2 separate regions of the Mus musculus genome follow, and region 1 is linked to region 2. Evidence: chromatin loops called from intact Hi-C (ENCODE). Cell type or tissue: left cerebral cortex. All regions are shown on one strand. Links, peaks and the distances in the headings refer to the core of each region. The heading gives the core; the rest is flanking DNA.

What was found. Hi-C counts contacts between places; a loop is a spot of excess contacts. Peaks named below come from ENCODE experiments on the same cell type or tissue, not always from the same donor. Only the 100,000 strongest peaks of a DNase experiment are listed, where the experiment ranks them.
Region 1: a loop joins it to region 2, with 4 times the contacts of the local background. A loop is called at or near these places in 5 of 42 quality-filtered maps.

Annotation. Positions count from the first base shown.
Region 1 is chr12:83,711,495-83,719,494 of GRCm38, forward strand. Psen1 (presenilin 1) reads left to right here. Exons shown (of 12, transcript NM_001362271.1): 4 at 810-1,060; 5 at 3,270-3,411. Among named protein-coding and RNA genes, the nearest start is that of Psen1, 27 kb to the left of the region's middle. In left cerebral cortex, for the core only: a CTCF peak has its summit at 2,463 (motif pointing right); DNase peaks (open chromatin) are centred at 2,464, 5,000 and 5,486; H3K27ac peaks cover 1,052 bases.
Region 2 is chr12:83,946,221-83,956,020 of GRCm38, forward strand. Heatr4 (HEAT repeat containing 4) reads right to left here. Exons shown (of 17, transcript NM_001376939.1): 13 at 9,437-9,626; 14 at 8,789-8,867; 15 at 8,320-8,485; 16 at 6,395-6,447. It overlaps Riox1 (ribosomal oxygenase 1), which reads left to right and starts at 4,388. Exons shown (of 1, transcript NM_023633.3): 1 at 4,388-6,733. The coding sequence starts at 4,472. The coding sequence ends at 6,283. In left cerebral cortex, for the core only: no CTCF peak of the experiment used is centred there; DNase peaks (open chromatin) are centred at 1,161, 4,419 and 5,278; H3K4me3 peaks cover 2,214 bases; H3K27ac peaks cover 1,424 bases.

The DNA.
Region 1 (8,000 bases), core at 1-8,000, 240 kb before region 2:
CCATAATTGTAGTCTTACATGGTGTTGTGAGAAAGAATATGGAGAGATATCTTGAACACCACTATATGCTTTTTAAAGTACTATTAATAATGAGTCCCAGCACTCGGGAGGCAGAGGCAGGTAGATCTTGGAGTTCGAGGCCAGCCTGGTCTACAGAATGAGACTATAGCCAGGACAGCTTGGAATACATGAGAAACCTTGTCTGGGAAAATTAAAATAACAACAACAATACTAAAATCAGGTAGGGAGTACTTCATGAATTTGAAAAGATGAGATTACTAAGTTTGTAGCTGCATGAAGAACATTTGGAGGCGGAAAGTTGGCTCTGTGGTGGTTAAGAGCACTTGCTCTTCCAGAGGACCCAAGTTCAATTCCCAATTCCTACATGGCAGCTTACAACCATCTTTAACTCCAGTTCCAGGGGATCATCTGATGCCCTCTTCTGGCCTCTGTAGACATAGGTGTATGTGTGGTGCATAGAAATGTATGGAGGAAAAACACCTATACACAAAATAAAGAAATCATAAAGAAGAAGTGTTGGTACAAGTATATAGTATTTAAGCCAAGCCTCCAAAGGGGGGAATGGTTGCCTGAGGAGGAGAATAGAAGGAGGGGTGAAGTGAGCCAGGACCCAGGTAAGCGGGAGGGAGGGCCTGGCTTCCTCGGGGACAGCAGTAAATAATAATCCAGACATTAGCACTGTCTGTAAGGAGTCCTGGTGGAGCCGTTACCACACATCCCAGGTGTATGTCTTCCAGGATGCCTTGTGCTGAGAGTCCGGCTTACTGAATGCATTTCTCGTTCTTTAGAATGACAGCCAAGAACGGCAGCAGCAGCATGACAGGCAGAGACTTGACAACCCTGAGCCAATATCTAATGGGCGGCCCCAGAGTAACTCAAGACAGGTGGTGGAACAAGATGAGGAGGAAGACGAAGAGCTGACATTGAAATATGGAGCCAAGCATGTCATCATGCTCTTTGTCCCCGTGACCCTCTGCATGGTCGTCGTCGTGGCCACCATCAAATCAGTCAGCTTCTATACCCGGAAGGACGGTCAGCTGTATGTATAAGTGCTTCGTTCTCTGGGCTGGTGTGGCTTTTCCTCGTAGCTTGTTGTTATCCTCTCAAAGATCTGTGGACCATCTTCCATCTTTCCTGATGGCCAGAGGCAGTGGGGATGATGGCAGTGATGATGTGATGTCTTGGTTTTGTTGTTGTTGTTGTTTTAGTTCTAACCTTTTGAATTCTTACTTGTGAGCCAGCAGACATGGTAGCAGGGCCTGAAATCCTAGCACTTAGCAAATGGCTCATGGAAGTTTAGAGGTTTAGGAACCATGGCTTTGGGGGACCACCATGTGGTGATTGAGACACAAGCATGATGGCATATGCCTAATCACTTGGCAGTGAGACGGGTCAGTCAGGAACTCAAGTCCATCTTGTGCTGATGCAGATTCCAGGCCAGGCTGAGCGACACAGCAAAGCAACCACATTCCTATGGTCCCTATCTTGGCTTGTGTGTTAAGTCTTTAAAGACAACTGCCTTCATCTACTGGGAGTAGATCCTAGTATTTCTCATAACAGCCTGTTTTCACTGTTTCTCAGGCTAGTCTGGAATCCACTGTGTAGTCTTGGCTAGTCTCAACTTTCTGATCCTGCCTCAGCCTCCTGAGTGTGAGGATTACAGGTGTGTGCCACCATACCCTGTTTTACGAGACTGTTATAGAAACTCAAATGACATTCCTCTTTCTCCCACAGAGCAGTGCAGGGGTAGGCAGTCCAGATTGGTATCCGGGTCTTTTATTCACAAAGCATGTGTGCTCCTCTCTTCAGCTTAGGTCCTAGATTTCCTTAGGGTCCAGACTAGAGCCTCAGTTTTCATTTGACAGCAGGAGGGAGTTGAGAAGGGGACATAGGCATCATGTAGCCGAGAGCACTCCCTGCAGGAACTACCTCTATAGCTTGTTCAGAGTTCCTTGGTCACTATGCAGTCTCATGGCCACACCTGCTGTAAGGGCAGAAGTAAGGTCATTGTGCTGGAAGCCTTGGCACTTGGAATTAAGGCATTTTTATGTGGGGCTGTCGAGATGGCTCAGCAGTTAAGAGCACTGACTGCTCCTCTAGAGGTCCTGAGTTCAATTCCCAGCAACCACATGGTGGCTCACATCCTTCTGTAATGGGATCTGATGCACTCTTCTGGTGTGTCTGAAGACAGCTACAGTGTACTCATATAAATAAAATAAATATTTTTAAAAAAGGTATTTTTATGTAAATGAAATACGAGAAGACAACTCCAATAATGGTCACCCTAGAGATAAAAAACCATTGCTTAAACCCTGTGACCTCTCTCTAATAACTGTTGTCCAGCCTTAGTAGTTACTGTGGCAGCATCTGGTTATTTAACAGAGTCTATTAAGCTATGGAGAAAACCTTGGGTGAGATCATTATTTCAGAACAAAGCATCCACTAGATGGAGCCAGTGCCTACCTGTGAGTTCATCTCTTCATAGTCTATTTCCTCTTACTCAGAAGACGTTATTTTAGAGGATAGCTATTTTTCTTAAGCTAAAAACTATTGGGTACAGGGTTGGAGAAATGGTTTAGCAGTTAAGAGGGTGCACCACTCTTGTGGATGTACTGAGGGGTCCATAACACCCACGTCAGAGAGCTCATAACCAGCTTCAGGGATTGGGTGCCTCTGCCCTTCATGAACATCTGCCCACATTCACGCAATGCACACACACACAATTTAAAATAAAAATATATGCCTACATTTAAAAATATTATTTGAGTGCTGCTTCACCCCTCCTCCCTCTCTTTAGCCCTCACCTTTCTTACTCTCTAGCCCTCCTTCTCTCTCTCCCTTCCCCTCTCTCTCCACATGGCCATGGCCGGCCTCTCTCTCTCTTTCTACCTTCTCTCTTTCCCCTGCATTTCTACAACAAAGCTCTAAAACCATTTAAAAAAAAATATTACCTAGAGCTAGGGTGGTACAGACCACAATCTCCACACTTGGAATTCAAAGGCAGGAAGATCACGTGTTCAAGTACAGCCTGGGCTACATGGTGAGTTCCAAGCTAGCTTGGGGTTTCTTATTAGATTCTGTGTCAAAAACTAACCAACCAAATAAAAATATCCTTGGTTGACTGATGACCTGCAAAAGGCACCTTCTAAAAGACTCATTAAACCGCAGACCTCACAGTGAATTACAGTTTTAAGAGTGTGCTGTTTGACATATGCATTAACACTCTGGTGTTTTGTTTCCCTCTGTAGAATCTACACCCCATTCACAGAAGACACTGAGACTGTAGGCCAAAGAGCCCTGCACTCGATCCTGAATGCGGCCATCATGATCAGTGTCATTGTCATTATGACCATCCTCCTGGTGGTCCTGTATAAATACAGGTGCTACAAGGTGAGCACGAGGCAGTCTGCTGTCCGCCTTGACCTGCCTATGGGTTGTCCTTGTGTGTGTGGGAGGGGAAGGGTGGGAGAGTTGGGGGCGGGGGAGATGTGTATGCAGGCCTGTGCATGTCAGAGTGTGCGTGTGCAGTTGGTAGGACCACTTTGTGGAATGCATCTTTTCCTTCCATCTTTGCTTGGGTTTTGGATATCAAATCTCCAAGCTTGTAAGCGTCACGTTCTGAGCCCCTTCACAGCCTCCTTGTCTTGACTTGGTCTAGCAAAGAGGAAGTGTCTTATATTTTGGATCTAAGTTATTTTTCCTTTTATTCTGAAGCATGTTGAAAGTACCAGAAGACATACATGGAAAACAGGTGTTTTCATGTAAGGTCACATGTTTTCAGTATTTTGATTTATAGTGTGCCTATGGCATTCCAAAGACTTTTGTATATATTGTCCTTAACAAATAGTGCTATAGAATTTAAGTGCCCCATAAGCCACCTTCAGATGCTGCTACTGAACGCAGTAGTGACTGGCCCCTCACTTGAGAACCAGCATCATTTGCTTAGTCTCTCAGAGCAGCCCTGCTTCTTACCTTGGTCAATGGGCACAGGGAGAAGTTGCAGCAGAGATGCAGGCCCAGCCTCCCAGCCTGTCCCCCTCTCTCCCTCTCCTCCCCTCTCTTCTCCCTCTCTTCTCCCCCCTCCTTCCCCCTCCTCCTCCCCTCCCTCCCTCCCTCCCTCCCTCCCTCAGTAAGCAACTGCGTCCTGGACCTCAGCCACCCAGCACATGCTTCATACTCAAACCTCAGAAAATCAACAAATCAATACTGGTCATGGAATCTTCAGGTCGTCCTCAGTAGTAGGAACAGTAAATGTTAACTCTCCGTATTGAAGTTTACTCTCTGTCTACATTATTTTCTCCTAGATTTTTCTTTGGGGTTTGTTTTGTTTTGTTTTGTTTTGTTTTTTGAGACAGGGTTTCTCTGTGTAGCCCTGGCTGGCCTCAAACTCACTCTGTAGACCAGGCTGGTCTCAAACTCAAAAGATTCACCTGCCTCTGCCTCCCCAGCGTTGAGATTAAAGATCTGCGCCGCCACCACCTGACAAATAGCGTGTTGTGCAGCGGTTTTCTCCGCACGTCTCACTGCACCTGTGTCTGTCTGCTTGCCAGTCTTTACCTCCTGGTCCCTTTCTTGGCCTTAGTGGACACATCCTGGACCTCAGCTGATTAGGGACCAGGCTTGTTCTTTTGCCTCCTTTTACGATTTTATTGGGGGTAGAATTCTGCCTTCTTCCACGTTTATTCTCCCCCACTTCCAGATTTCCTGCCTTTCATTTTTCAAAGTTGCCTGTGTACTACATACAGAGGTGTGGACTCAGCATTGAATTTCCTGAGAGTTTTTTTTCCTAGTAATCTTGGGAAGTTACTTAGTTTCTGTGTACTTTTACATTCCATATGGAGAAAGAGGCCACCATCTGTAAACTACCTCTCCTTGCCTCTGTTTTCAGTTTTTCCTGCACTGATCTGTTGATGACAATAAGCCAACTGTATGGACTATGTGCGTACTCCGTGTTTCATTTGGCATCTCACGAGCAGTGCATGCGCACACCTCCTACTTTCCCAGCTGTCCAGATGAGGCGTGGGGGCAGGGTCACAGTTGCTGTGGGTCAGAGACTAATGAATCAGTTTGGGAATTCGCGTTCAGAATTTGGCCTTGATTGACTGACAGGCATTATGTAAAATTCCTCTCAAACCTAGTCCTTCTTTCCTAAAGGCCATGGTCCTTGGCGCCCCCATGGAATCTGTTTATCTGCTTGGCAATACTTCCCTAGTTCTATCCGCTGCCTTTGCAAACTTGGTTTTTCTGGATCCTCTCGCCATTGGCTTGTTAGTGTGCGTTCTGACCTTGGTTCCTTTCCTCCTCTGCAGTTCCCCTCAGGCTCACAACCCAGTCCCAGACTCTGGAGGCTTTCCCCTCCTTTGTTTCTCAGAGAGCCCTGATTAGGGCTGGAGAAATGGTTTATCCGTAGGAGCACTGGCTGCTCTTGCAGAGGACATGAAACCGATGAATTTAGTTTCCTACTCCCACGTCTTGGCTCATATTCGTTCCTCACTCTGTTTCCAGGGGATCCAACAACAACCTCTTTTGGCTCCTGGGGTGGCAGGCACAAATGGCACTTACTGCATACATATACACACATGCACAGGGAAACCATGCATACACATAAGGAAAAAAAAAAACCTTTGAAACAAAATCACTTACTCTCTGGATTAATTTTGTACCCTCAGATCTAACCTTAAATTTTTTTAAAATTAAGTTTATATAGTGTATGTCATGTGGACATGTATGTTCCATGCTTCATATGTAGAAGTCAGAGGTGAGTTTGCAGGAGTCATTTCTCTCCTTCCATGTTGTGTGACAGACTTTTCCTGCAGCACACATCTGCTCGCCAGAAAAGATGAGCGTAGCACTCAGTAGCAAAGTAAAAACAACTGAGCCGGGGTCTGACGAGCGAGCCAGTGAGGCAAAGGACAGACTTTTTTCTTTTCTTTTTTTCTTTTTTGAGACAGGGTTTCTCTGTGTAGCCCTGGCTGTCCTCGAACTCACTCTGTAGACCAGGCTGGCCTCGAACTCAGAAATCTGCCTGCCTCTGCCTCCTGAGTGCTGAGATTAAAGGCGTGCGCTAACACTGTCTGGCAAGGATATACTTACACTGAGAGGTTGCTTACAAGGAGCAGGGATGATTCAAAAGCAGCTCTGTCCCTGAGAGGGCCACTCCAAAAAAAAAAAAAAAAAGCTGCCACCCTGGAGCTCCCTGCATGGCTGTGGGCAGCTCCCAGCTACCTTTCTGCATTTGGGCTGCTAGAATCTCCACCCCAAGCGGTCGTTTGCTCCTTTGTATGTTGTTGCCGACTGGGCCGCAGGAATCTTGTGAGGTTCTGTTCCCTCAGCTATGTGGCCTTTGATTTCGTTTGAGGCTTCTAAAGGGAATGTCTCAGATCAGAGGAAAATAAATGTCATCCAAGAGGACCTGCCTCAGTTGTCACGCCTGCCAGCAAGTGCCTTCACCAACAAAGCTATCTTGCTGTCCTGAAGACAACTTTGATTCAGTGCTTTCAGCCTAGAAGTCATTGCTTATTGGACCCATGGTTTGTTGGTTGATTTATTAATTCTACTTTGATATCTACAAACACATATCCTCCATCCCCTTATCTTCAATAGGTCTGCTTTGCTAACTTTTTTTTAAACTTTATTTACTTATTTATTTAATTCATTTTACAGTCTAATTGCTGCCCTCCCCTCACACAGTCCCCTTCCCCCTTCTCCTCTGAGAGGGTGGAGGCCCCCATTGGGTCTCCCCCCACCCTATCACATCACGTCTTTGAGGTCTAGGTGCAACCTCTCCCACTGAGGCCAGACAGTGCAGCCCAGTGAAGGGAACATATTTCACAGATAGGCAACAGCTTTGGGGACATCTCCTGCTCCAGTTTTTGGGGTACCCACATGAAGACCAAGCTGCACATCTGCTGCCTGGGTGCAGGGGCCTGCTTTGCTGGCTTTGATGTTGCTCCTGTTCATCCATTGTCTTCTTTCTTACTGGTCACTTCCTTTCCCAAGTTCCTCTAGGCCAGTCATCCCCAGGCTAGCCTTTCTACTTCTTTAGCTTGATTTCACGTGCCACAAAAACAAAGGTACCCCAGTGTCTTGGGGCTTTTTTAATTGTTGTTTGTTTTGAGATAGAACCTCATTGCATATTCTGGCTGTCCTAGAGCTCAATGTGTAGACCAAGCTAGCCTCAGACTCATGGATTAAAGGCAATACTCAGCCATGCCTCGTCCTTTTAATGAAAGTGCTAATGCTCCCTCCCATCACCCTCTTTCCGTACTTAAGGTATATTTTCAACTTCCTTGCATCTTCTACGGTTTGTTAATACTGTTACTTGAAATCTAGTAGTTATAGTTTTCATTTCTAGAATTTATATTTGTCTGTTTTAAAGATGTTAGATCATTTTGGGTATAATCTTTTTGTCCAGATTTAATTTTTTTCCTATTAGTTTCCTGTCTTTATGATATCTTAAGTTTTGGGGAAGGATAATTCTATTGACTTTTACTCATGGTGATTTATACCGTGAATGAGTGATTTCTGGTCATTTTGAGTTTATATCTTTGAAGAGTTTATTAGAGTCATTTTGCATGCACGTGAGCAGTTGAAGATTGGCACATGCCAAAAACTGCCTTTGACCCTCATGCCACCTGACCTGATTTCTATTTTCCTTTAAAATTTTTTTTTTTTTTTAGGGAAAAGAGGGCTTCTAAGAATTTTTCCTTTTCTTTGTCACTTCTAACTGTATTTGAGATTGTATTCAACTATTAAGATTAGTGTCTTCTAGAAAGGAACAGGGCGGCCAGTTCAAAATAAAACAGTCCTATGAGGGGGGAGTGAGGATGATCATAGGAAAGATAAAAAAAATATATGCAAGGGACAGGTATGGGAGGGCTGCAGGTCAATACCACACCAGCATCAAGTGTATTTCTCATAGCCTTCTTATACTACAGTACCGAGGGAAGCAAAGCCATAGGCTAACAGAAACAATTGCT
Region 2 (9,800 bases), core at 930-8,929:
GGCCTCGAACTCAGACATCTGCCTGCCTCTGCCTCCCAAGTGCTAGGATTAAAGGCATGCACCACCACCGCCCGGCCTAATGGACAGTTTTGAAACCATCAACAATGAGCATTCATGTGACATATTTATGTGTTCAATGTTTTTTTTTTTGTTTTTTGTTTTTTTTTTTTTTTTTGTTTTTTTTGTGACAGGATCTCACTATTTTGGCCAGGTGGGTCTGTGGACTCATGTGATCTTCCAACTGCAGCCTCCCACGTAGTTGGAACTATAGGTGCACATCATAGAAATGAATTTTTACACTTTTATCCTTTGTTTGTTTAAGATACATTTCATTATTTGTGTGTGAAAGACTAGGGGTATGTATTCGGACATGTGTGCAGGTGTATGTACAAGCCACAAGAGGGAGTCAATATCCTGGAGCTGAAGTTACAGGACGTTGTGAGCGACCTACGTGGGTGCTGGGAACCAAACTTTGGTCCCCTGAAAGAGCAGTACTCATTATAACCACTGAGCCATCTCTCTAGCCTTGGGTGAACACTTTACAAGGCTACATTACTATAAGTAGAAGTAATTGAAGAAACATAACAGTGATTATCGATAACGGCATTTTGTCCTCCAAAGTTTATACTTGGATTTACCAATAATAATCACTGTTGTATTACCATGGTATCATGGTTCTACCATTCATCCATATTATATATAGATGTATGTAGGAACACATAAATACAGACATATGCTGGCACATGTAACCCCTAGACAAATCCTGATGTAATTCTTATTTTGCCTGATTTCCCTCTCCCTAACTTCATTCATAAAAATACTGCAGAGCTGAGTGTGGCTCTTGCCTGTAATCTCAGCACTGAGGAAGCTGAGGCAAACGGATTTCCATGACTTTGAGGTCAGCCTGGCTACACGGTGAATTCCAAGCCAATAAGAGCCTATTTCACCACAGCAACCGCCCCCCACCCCAATATATTTAAGGACATCATTTCAAATCACTCAGTGCTACACACGTTCGGAGATCGTTATTAATAGCTGCTTCTGTGGTGAGAACTAAGCAGGGCCACAGGAGAAGAGATGGAAGTAGAGATAAGTCAGATCCCAAAGGGCAACTCCCAGCTTCACGGGAAATGAGAAGACAGAGATAGCAGCAAGACTCTTTATTTAAGGAAATCGCAACGTGTTCAAAAAAAGAAAAGGATGAGGTCACAGGAAAAACTGGGAGGAGAAGATATTTGTATAGCATGCGGAAATGACAAAGAGAGTCTTCTAGTAGCTAAACACTAGCTCCTCAGCTTTATAAGCAGAGAAGCCCAACACAACCCCAAGTCCACTACAGGCTGTGCCCGTTGTCACCCGGAACCCCCCTTCTTTTTGAAAAGATAATTTAATTCAAATTATCAAATGTGTCAAATATGACCTGCCCTTTGTCTGTATCTATCTACCCAAGCAATCCTAATACCAGGATGCTCTCAGTACACACAGCCTTTATGTCAACAAGGAAGGAAGTTCTTCGGGCTGGGGAGTGGCTCAGTGGGTAGAGCGCTCACTGTGCAGGCATGGTGACCTGAGTTTGGAAGCCTACTGCCCATGTGCAAAGCCAGGCTTGTACTCCCAGCACTGGGGAGGCAAAGACAGGAGGATTTCTAAGCTTACTAGCGAGCCAGACTGCCCAAGCCCTGAGCTTCAGGTTCAGTGAGAGATCTTGTCCCCAAAGAGGACACCTGCCATTGATCTCTGGCATCCACATACATGTGTGAGTGTAGACACACACACACACACACACACACACACACACTTTAAAAAGGAAGAAGGGGCCCGGAGGTTTGGCTCAGTCATTAAAAGCATTAATTTCTCTTTCAGGGACCCAGGTTTGATTCCCAGCATCCTAGCTAAAAACTTGGCAGATCAAAACTAGCTATAACTCCAGTTCCAAGAGGGATCTGATACCCTCTTCTAGTTATATATGGTCCATGGACATGCAAACAAGCAAAACACCCATACACATACAATGAATCTCAAAAAACCTTTTAAATTAAATTTAAAAAACAACAACAGTGGTTATTAAAAAGGGAAGGCTATGCCTCCTGAGACTCCTTCTGGCAGACCCCTGTAGCCTCCTTGTAGGGCACAGAACTTGGGATGACACTGGAGGCTTTTTTTTTTTTTTTTTTTTTTTTTTTGGTTTTTCGAGACAGGGTTTCTCTGTGTAGCCCTGGCTGTCCTGGAACTCACTCTGTAGACCAGGCTGGCCTCGAACTCAGAAATCTGCCTGCCTCTGCCTCCCGAGTGCTGGGATTAAAGGCGTGCGCCACCACGCCCGGCTGACACTGGCGGCTTTAAGACCCCACTCCCAGTGCTGGGCAGACCCTTCACAACCTCCCATGATGGCTTTATCTGATATGGATAGCTCCTCTATTAGGTTTGTTACAGTAACTTTCCCCTAGCTTTGACAAAAAAATACCTGAAAAGATATTTCCAATTCAAGGGAGGATTTATGCGAACCTACGTTCCCTCGTGGTAGGGTAGAAGAGGCCGCAGGAGCAGGTCGCAGCCAGTCACACTTCACCCTCACTCAGAGCAGAGAATAAAGACGCTGTGCAGATCGCTTGCTTGCTTTCCCCTCTTACCCACTCCAGGACGCCAGCCCATGGGATGGATGGTACTGCTCACTTTTACAGCGGGTCTTCCTACTTCAACCTAAGGTAAACAATCTCTCACAGAGGTGCCCAGAGACTTGCCTCTTTAGTGATTCTAGATCCTGACTGTAGTCATAATGTTATTGTGTACTATGTAAAGATTATTCATGAATTATTCAAATGTGGACTTCTGTACCCCCATATATATTTGCAATCCTTATTCTGAGAATCTCATGTCTCAATGTGGTGAAAAACTTGCTCTACAATAATTCCCTGATTGGTCAGTAAAGAACTGATCAGCCAATGAATGAGCACGAAAGAGAATAGGGCTGGACATTTGCAGAGTTCGAGAGAGGAAGTGGGGATTGGCTGGGAGGAGAGACTCCAAGAGAGATAAGGAAAAGGAGAAAGAAAAAACAAAGAGCAGTCCGGGAGCCCAGAGAACCAGATCAGTACTAAAATGCTGCAAGTATCAGGAAGATTCTGTCGGGAAGGTGCTAGATTAGCATAAAGGATTAAAATAGAGTAACCTGCTCAGTTGTTGTGCCCTTAAAGCTTTTTGAGTAAATATACTAGTCCAGTCTCAATTCTTTGGGAGTTAGCTGGGTTAAGAGGAAAACTGCAACACACTATGTAAAATAACACTAACACCTGTCAAGTTGACAATCGGTGTTAACCATCACAGGTTCCAATCAATTCATTTAAGCTACCTAACTCCCTGAGAAAGTATTGCCATCCTGCCCAATCAAGACCTATGTTCTGCCAGGCATGGTGGTACATACATATGTAAAATACACACACACACACACACACACACACACACACACACACACACACACACACACTCACAAGAATGCTTGCAGAAGCGGTGTCTGCGGGGGGCTAGAGATGATGGTTCAGTGGTTAAAGAGTGTTTACGACTCTATCCAAGGATCAGAGAGAGATTTCCACAAACTACTGTACTAAGAGATTTCTCTGGCCTCCTTGAGACATACACGTACGCATGCACAAACTTTTTAAAAAGTCAGAAGCTTGAAGAAGAGGAGGAGGAGGAGAAACAGCCTATTGCAATGTCATATTGAGAGGCAAGCCCAGGAGTTTGAGGTTAGAAAGGACTATGTAGCAATACACTGACAAAGTGGAGAAGTCCCTAACTTCCTTTTCAGAGGAAGAATATTAATTACAAGCGGCTCACCCTGTAACCTCAGCCTTCCCCGTGCATGAACCACCATACCTGGCAAGGCTTTGTAACTGAGGAGAGAGAGGAAAAAGAAGAGGAGAGGCTTAACAATGAAGTTTTCTGCAGTGAAGAGAGCCAGTAAGAGCTGTGCTTCATACAGAATATCAAACTTTGCCTTCATTCCATTCTACCAGGAAACTGCCTAGGAACAAAAATGCCTACCACAAAAATGAGAAAGCGGACTAAAACAGGAAGCCAGGCTCAGCGCTGCACACCTTTAATCCCAGCAATCGCGAGGCAGAGACAGAAATCTCTGTGAGTTCAAAGCCAACTTGGCTCACCTAATAAGTTCTAGGACTATATAGCTACGGCTTCTGTAGAAAGATTCTGTCCCAGAAAAGCAAAAAAGAGGAATGAAGTTGTTTTCTTTTGAAATGCCTCGTGCCTTCTTTTCTTACACGGAGTCTTTATCTGGTAGAGAATTTTGCCTTGCCAGTGCATACTACCGCGGTTTTAAAAGGTGACAAACCGGGCTAGCTGTAGGACCCAGGAAGACGGTAGGCTTGGCCTACCCAGGGAATGCCGAAGGACTCGCCCCCTTCCCAGAAAGCACCACGGCCGCGGAAGCGTGGGACCCGCCGGCCGCCCCGCTATGGACGAGCTACCGAATGGCAACGGTGCGGCGCTGCTGAAGCGCGGGCGGGGGAGGCGCCGGCGGCACCCGCAGTCGCAGCCCCGCGGCGCGTCGGTCTTGGCCCTGCCCTTGCGGCCCCGGAAGATCCGAAGGCACCGGAAAAGTGCGGCGGCGTCCCGCGTGGCCGCGCTGAGAGCTCGCGCGCTCCGGAGCGAGGACTCGGACTCGAAAGTGGCGGTGGCCTCGGTTCGGGGCAAGCGGAAGAGGCCGGCAGAGCTGCTGGAGGCCTCGCGGTCGGCGGAGCCGCGGCCGGTGTCAGCGCGCCCGAGGTCGGCTTCGGCGACGCTGCCGAGCCGCGTGGAGGGATGGGCTGCGCTCTCCCGGAACCTGGGGACGGCCGCTCCGCCGCCGCCGGGCTCGCACGCGGATGAGCCGGGGCGACCCCGGGCTTCGCCGCTGCAGCAGGTACTGACGGAGCTGAACGGCATCCCCAGCAGCCGGAGGCGCGCCGCCCGCCTCTTCGAGTGGCTCCTGGCGCCCCTGCCTCCGGACCACTTCTACCGGCGGCTGTGGGAGCGGGAGGCGGTGCTGGTGCGGCGGCAGGACCGCAGCTACTACGAGGGTCTCTTCTCCACCGCCGACCTGGACTCGATGCTGCGCTACGAGGACGTGCAATTCGGGCAGCATCTGGACGCCGCGCGCTACGTCGATGGACGGCGGGAGACCTTGAACCCGCCGGGCCGCGCGCTTCCCGCCGCCGCGTGGTCCTTGTACCGAGCCGGCTGCTCCTTGCGCCTCCTGTGCCCGCAAGCCTTCTCGCCCACCGTGTGGCAGTTTCTGGCCGTGCTCCAGGAGCAGTTTGGCAGCATGGCGGGCTCCAACGTCTACCTCACGCCCCCGGACTCGCAGGGCTTTGCTCCTCACTACGATGACATCGAGGCTTTCGTGTTGCAGCTGGAAGGTCGGAAACTCTGGCGCGTCTACCGACCGCGGGACCCGAGTGAGGAGTTGGCCCTGACATCTAGTCCCAACTTCAGCCAGGAGGACCTTGGTGAGCCTGTGCTGCAAACGGTACTGGAACCTGGAGACCTGCTCTATTTTCCTCGGGGCTTCATTCACCAAGCTGAATGTCAGGATGGAGTCCACTCCCTACACCTCACCTTGTCCACCTACCAGCGCAATACATGGGGTGACTTCCTGGAGGCTGTACTGCCTCTGGCAGTGCAAGCGGCCATAGAGGAGAACGTGGAGTTCCGCAGAGGCTTGCCCCGAGACTTCATGGATTACATGGGGGCCCAGCATTCCGACTCTAAGGATCCTAGAAGGACAGCTTTCATGGAAAAGGTGCGGGTCTTGGTTGCTCGCCTGGGACACTTTGCTCCTGTCGATGCTGTGGCTGACCAGAGAGCAAAAGACTTCATTCACGATTCCCTGCCCCCTGTGTTGACCGATAGGGAACGGGCTCTAAGTGTTCACGGGCTCCCAGTTCGCTGGGAGGCTGGAGAACCCGTCAATGTGGGGGCCCAGCTGACAACTGAAACCCAAGTCCACATGCTTCAGGACGGCGTAGCTCGGCTGGTGGGAGAGGGAGGCCGATTGTTCCTGTATCACACGGTGGAAAACTCTCGAGTTTATCACCTAGAGGAACCCAAGTGCTTAGAAATCCACCCCCAGCAAGCCGACGCCATGGAACTCTTGCTTCGCTCCTACCCGGAGTTTGTGAGAGTGGGGGACTTGCCATGTGACAGTGTGGAAGACCAGCTCTCCTTGGCAACCATGTTATATGATAAGGGGCTGCTACTCACCAAGACACCTCTAGTTCCGAGTTAGTTTTTTGAGGATGGCTGGAAAGAGTGCCGTTGCGACTCTCCACTACCGTTGCCTCTCTTTTTAAAGAGGTCGGGTTCTTACCTTGCTAAGCATCAGTATGGTTGTGCTTACCTTTAGGATTTTTTCAGTGTCGCAGACTTCAGGCTGGAGAAGAACCTTTTTACCTAGGTGTAAAAGTAAACACAGGAATTGAAGCTGAGGGGGAAAGTTCGTGGCAGAAGTGGCCCTGACCCCTGTCCTTTCAGAGCACCAGCTTCATTCCCTACAGTGTCCAGTGTACCGGGTAGCATTGGCTGGGCCATTCTGCTGGAGACATTGGGGGTTTTATATGGAAGTTGCTTCCTTGGGTTCTATTTCATCAGTTTGCGGGGCTGAGCTGGGGTCAGTGTGCTGCGCGTTAAGTTTGTATGAACGTCAGATTTATTAAAAAAAAAAGTGCCAAAGACCATCTTTCTTTTCTAAGCCTAGATTTTTTGGGGGGGATTGATTTGAAGAAGTGTGGGACGAGGAAGAAGATAAAATATGGCTCAGATGAAAGCATGGCTTAGTAGCCGGGCTTGGTTTCAATCCCAGCACTCGGGAGGCAGAGGCAGGCGGATTTCTGAGTTTGAGGCCAGCCTGGTCTACAAAGTGAGATCCAGGACAGCCAGAGCTATACAGAGAAACCTTGTCTCAAAACAAAAAACAAAGAAAGCATGGCTTAGGATGTCAAAGGAGTATCTTTTGCAAAGGTGAGAGAGCTGGGGTAGAGCAAGCGGACACTTGGCATGTGCACCGCCCTGGGCTTATCCTAGCATCACTCCCATTAAAGACGAGAAACATATCTGGTTGGGGCCGTGGATTGGCTTTGGAGGTAACATACTCCTTTTAGTTATGATACTTGAACTCCGTCCAATCTGAACAGTCCTAGCAGGAGATCTTTTACTAGCAGAATCAGCTCTGAAATACATACGGTATTTGTTCAGCGCTTGGTTGAAATCAGTGACTTACTGGCATTGCTAGCTCCCACAAGGACAGCGTCATGTCACCTAGTTGTGCTTTCACAGGCTTTAGTCACCCAGCTTTTTGCAAGCTGGCCATAGGGGGAAGATTGGTGTTCAGATTATTTTCCACTCTCATATTTCCCCACCACATCCCCCCACCACAGTTGGACACAACTTTCCCAGCAAGTGCATGCTCTCATGATTGGTGGAAGAGAGCCTGGTGCGCCAGAAACAGTGCTTGGAGCCAGAAGACCTGGGTTTGGGGTGGTGATCTGAGGCTGCTGCTTACAGATCTTGTGAGTATGTTCTGGTATAGTTTGACCCCTGCACCTTTGCCATTTAGGGTATGTCTGGGCCTCTTAAGAGCCTATCACAACTGCTAGGTTCAGTTTTTAAGGTTGAGTGTTTTTAGGAAGTATTTCTTCCCTTAAATTAGAACATAAAATGACTGTTCCCCTCCCAGCCCCACTTTCCAAGGGTGACCACTATAAAAGATTAAATGTGTACTTCCGGGGCGGGTGTGTGTGTGTGTGTGTGTGTGTGCTTCAGCAAGCATACACTGTAGTTACTTGTTTTTATAAAGACTTGTGCTTTTCTTTTTTGGGTTTTTGTTGTTGTTGTTGTTGTTTTGTTTTGTTTTGTTTTGTTTTTTTTGGTTTTTCGGGACAGGGTTTCTCTGTGTAGCCCTGGCTGTCCTGGAACTCGGTTTGTAGACCAGGCTGGCCTTGAACTCAGAAATCACTTGCCTCTGCCTCCCAAGTGCTGGGATTAAAGGTGTGCCCCACCACGCCCGGCTAAGACTTGTGCTTTTCTATATGTCCTTTTAAAGTCAGTTCAGCTAGAGCTACTCTTTAAATTCCAACAGTTGCAGGTAGATAAGAAGGGTGGGGGTGGGGGTGGGCAGGGGGTTCGTGGAAACTAAGATGGAGAATAAGTAGCCGTCCTGAATAGAAATTATTCAGGGCTCCCTATGAAATCTTGGCTAGATCCTGGGGTCATTTTGTGAGAAGTGTCAAGGAATGGGCTCACCCTCAGTTTCACCCCGAAACTTACTCTCAGAAGGTTTGAATTTCTGAAGAAAACTGTAGAATTCCAGCGGTTTTTGGTCCGCTTTGGGTTCTGAGTAAACCCATTTAGCTGTTTCTTTCAGTTTTTTTACGGCCAGTTCCATCTTCAGTATTTTCTCCGTCAGTATGTCCTTTTGGTTTAGTGTTTGGATCTACGGGAAAAGTGTTTTAAAAAGCAACTGACCAACTGTATTAGGAAATACATTAAAACATTAGGAAAAAGCGTTAAAGTAATTTGATCAGGCCAAGCATGTATTACTTGCTTGTTAATCTCAGCACTTGGGAGGCTGAGGCAAGAGCTCAACTTTGAGGTAATTTTAAGTTGTATAGCAAATCTGTCTCAGAAAAACTGAAACATAAAAAAAATAAAGTAATTGATTACATCATGCTTAATAGCAAGCCTCTCGAAGCCCTGGAAACGCAGTTTGTATTTTTTTTTTTTTTTTTTTTTTTACCTTTTTCTTGATCTCCTGAATCATTTCTTGACTTCCTTCTTTTTCTAAGTTGAGTGCTTTCATTGTCTGGTGAATTTCCCTGAAAGATAGTGAAATATTGTGACCCTGTCCTAAAAGAAAGCATAGTGGTAAACAATGGAGGATTTGGAATTAGGCGAGAATCCTAAACTTCACACATCAATAGTTTAACTGAGTCTTCTCTGTAGAAATGATGTGATAACTTACAGAGCTGTTGTGCAGTTTCAGAAATGATGTGTGAAGGCATTGACAATTGTTTATTAAACACCTTTAGGAAAGTTACCACATGCCATTAATTGTCACCACAGCGTTAGCGTGGACTTCTCTGCATTGGAGGATTGAGACAGGGCTGAGGGGAGGCGCGGGGAGGTGCAGCACTTAAGAGTGTGGGTGCAGGCTTCCTCCAGGTTCACAGCTATTGCATTGAAACTCTAGTATCTGTTGTCTCAGTAAGGACTGGATACATGTTGAATATATGAATAACTTAAAACTCCCAGGAGGAAGAGGAATACACACGAGTTATGGGAGTGGTGACAGTCTAACTGTGGCAGAGCTTGCTTGTCACCCGCTTAGCAGAGCAGGTGATGATCAAGGGTTGGGGAGCTGGCAGTGCAGGCGGTCACGGCTTACTTAAGAACAGCCTCGTGCTTCTCCAGAAGCAGCACATCCAGGAAGGTGTCCCTGACCTGGGCGCCGTGAAGCTTGAGGGCTAGGATGCTCCGGCAGGCTTCCAGCCGCACGCCTGGTGAGTCTTCATAGTGGATAGCCCAGAGCAGCTTATTGGTCAGCTGGGGACTCACTAGTCCAATCTGTCCCAAAGCTGGAGAGGTGGGAGGTCAAGCAGAGTTCACTGTTACTGAAGGCGACTAGGTTGCCTACACCCTAGCGCTCAGAAGGAATTTGAGTTTTGCAGATAATATCTTGGGGATGGCAGTTGATCATCATTACGAGTAAAACGAAAAAAGTATTTTCCAGTAGTGAAATTTAGGAAGGA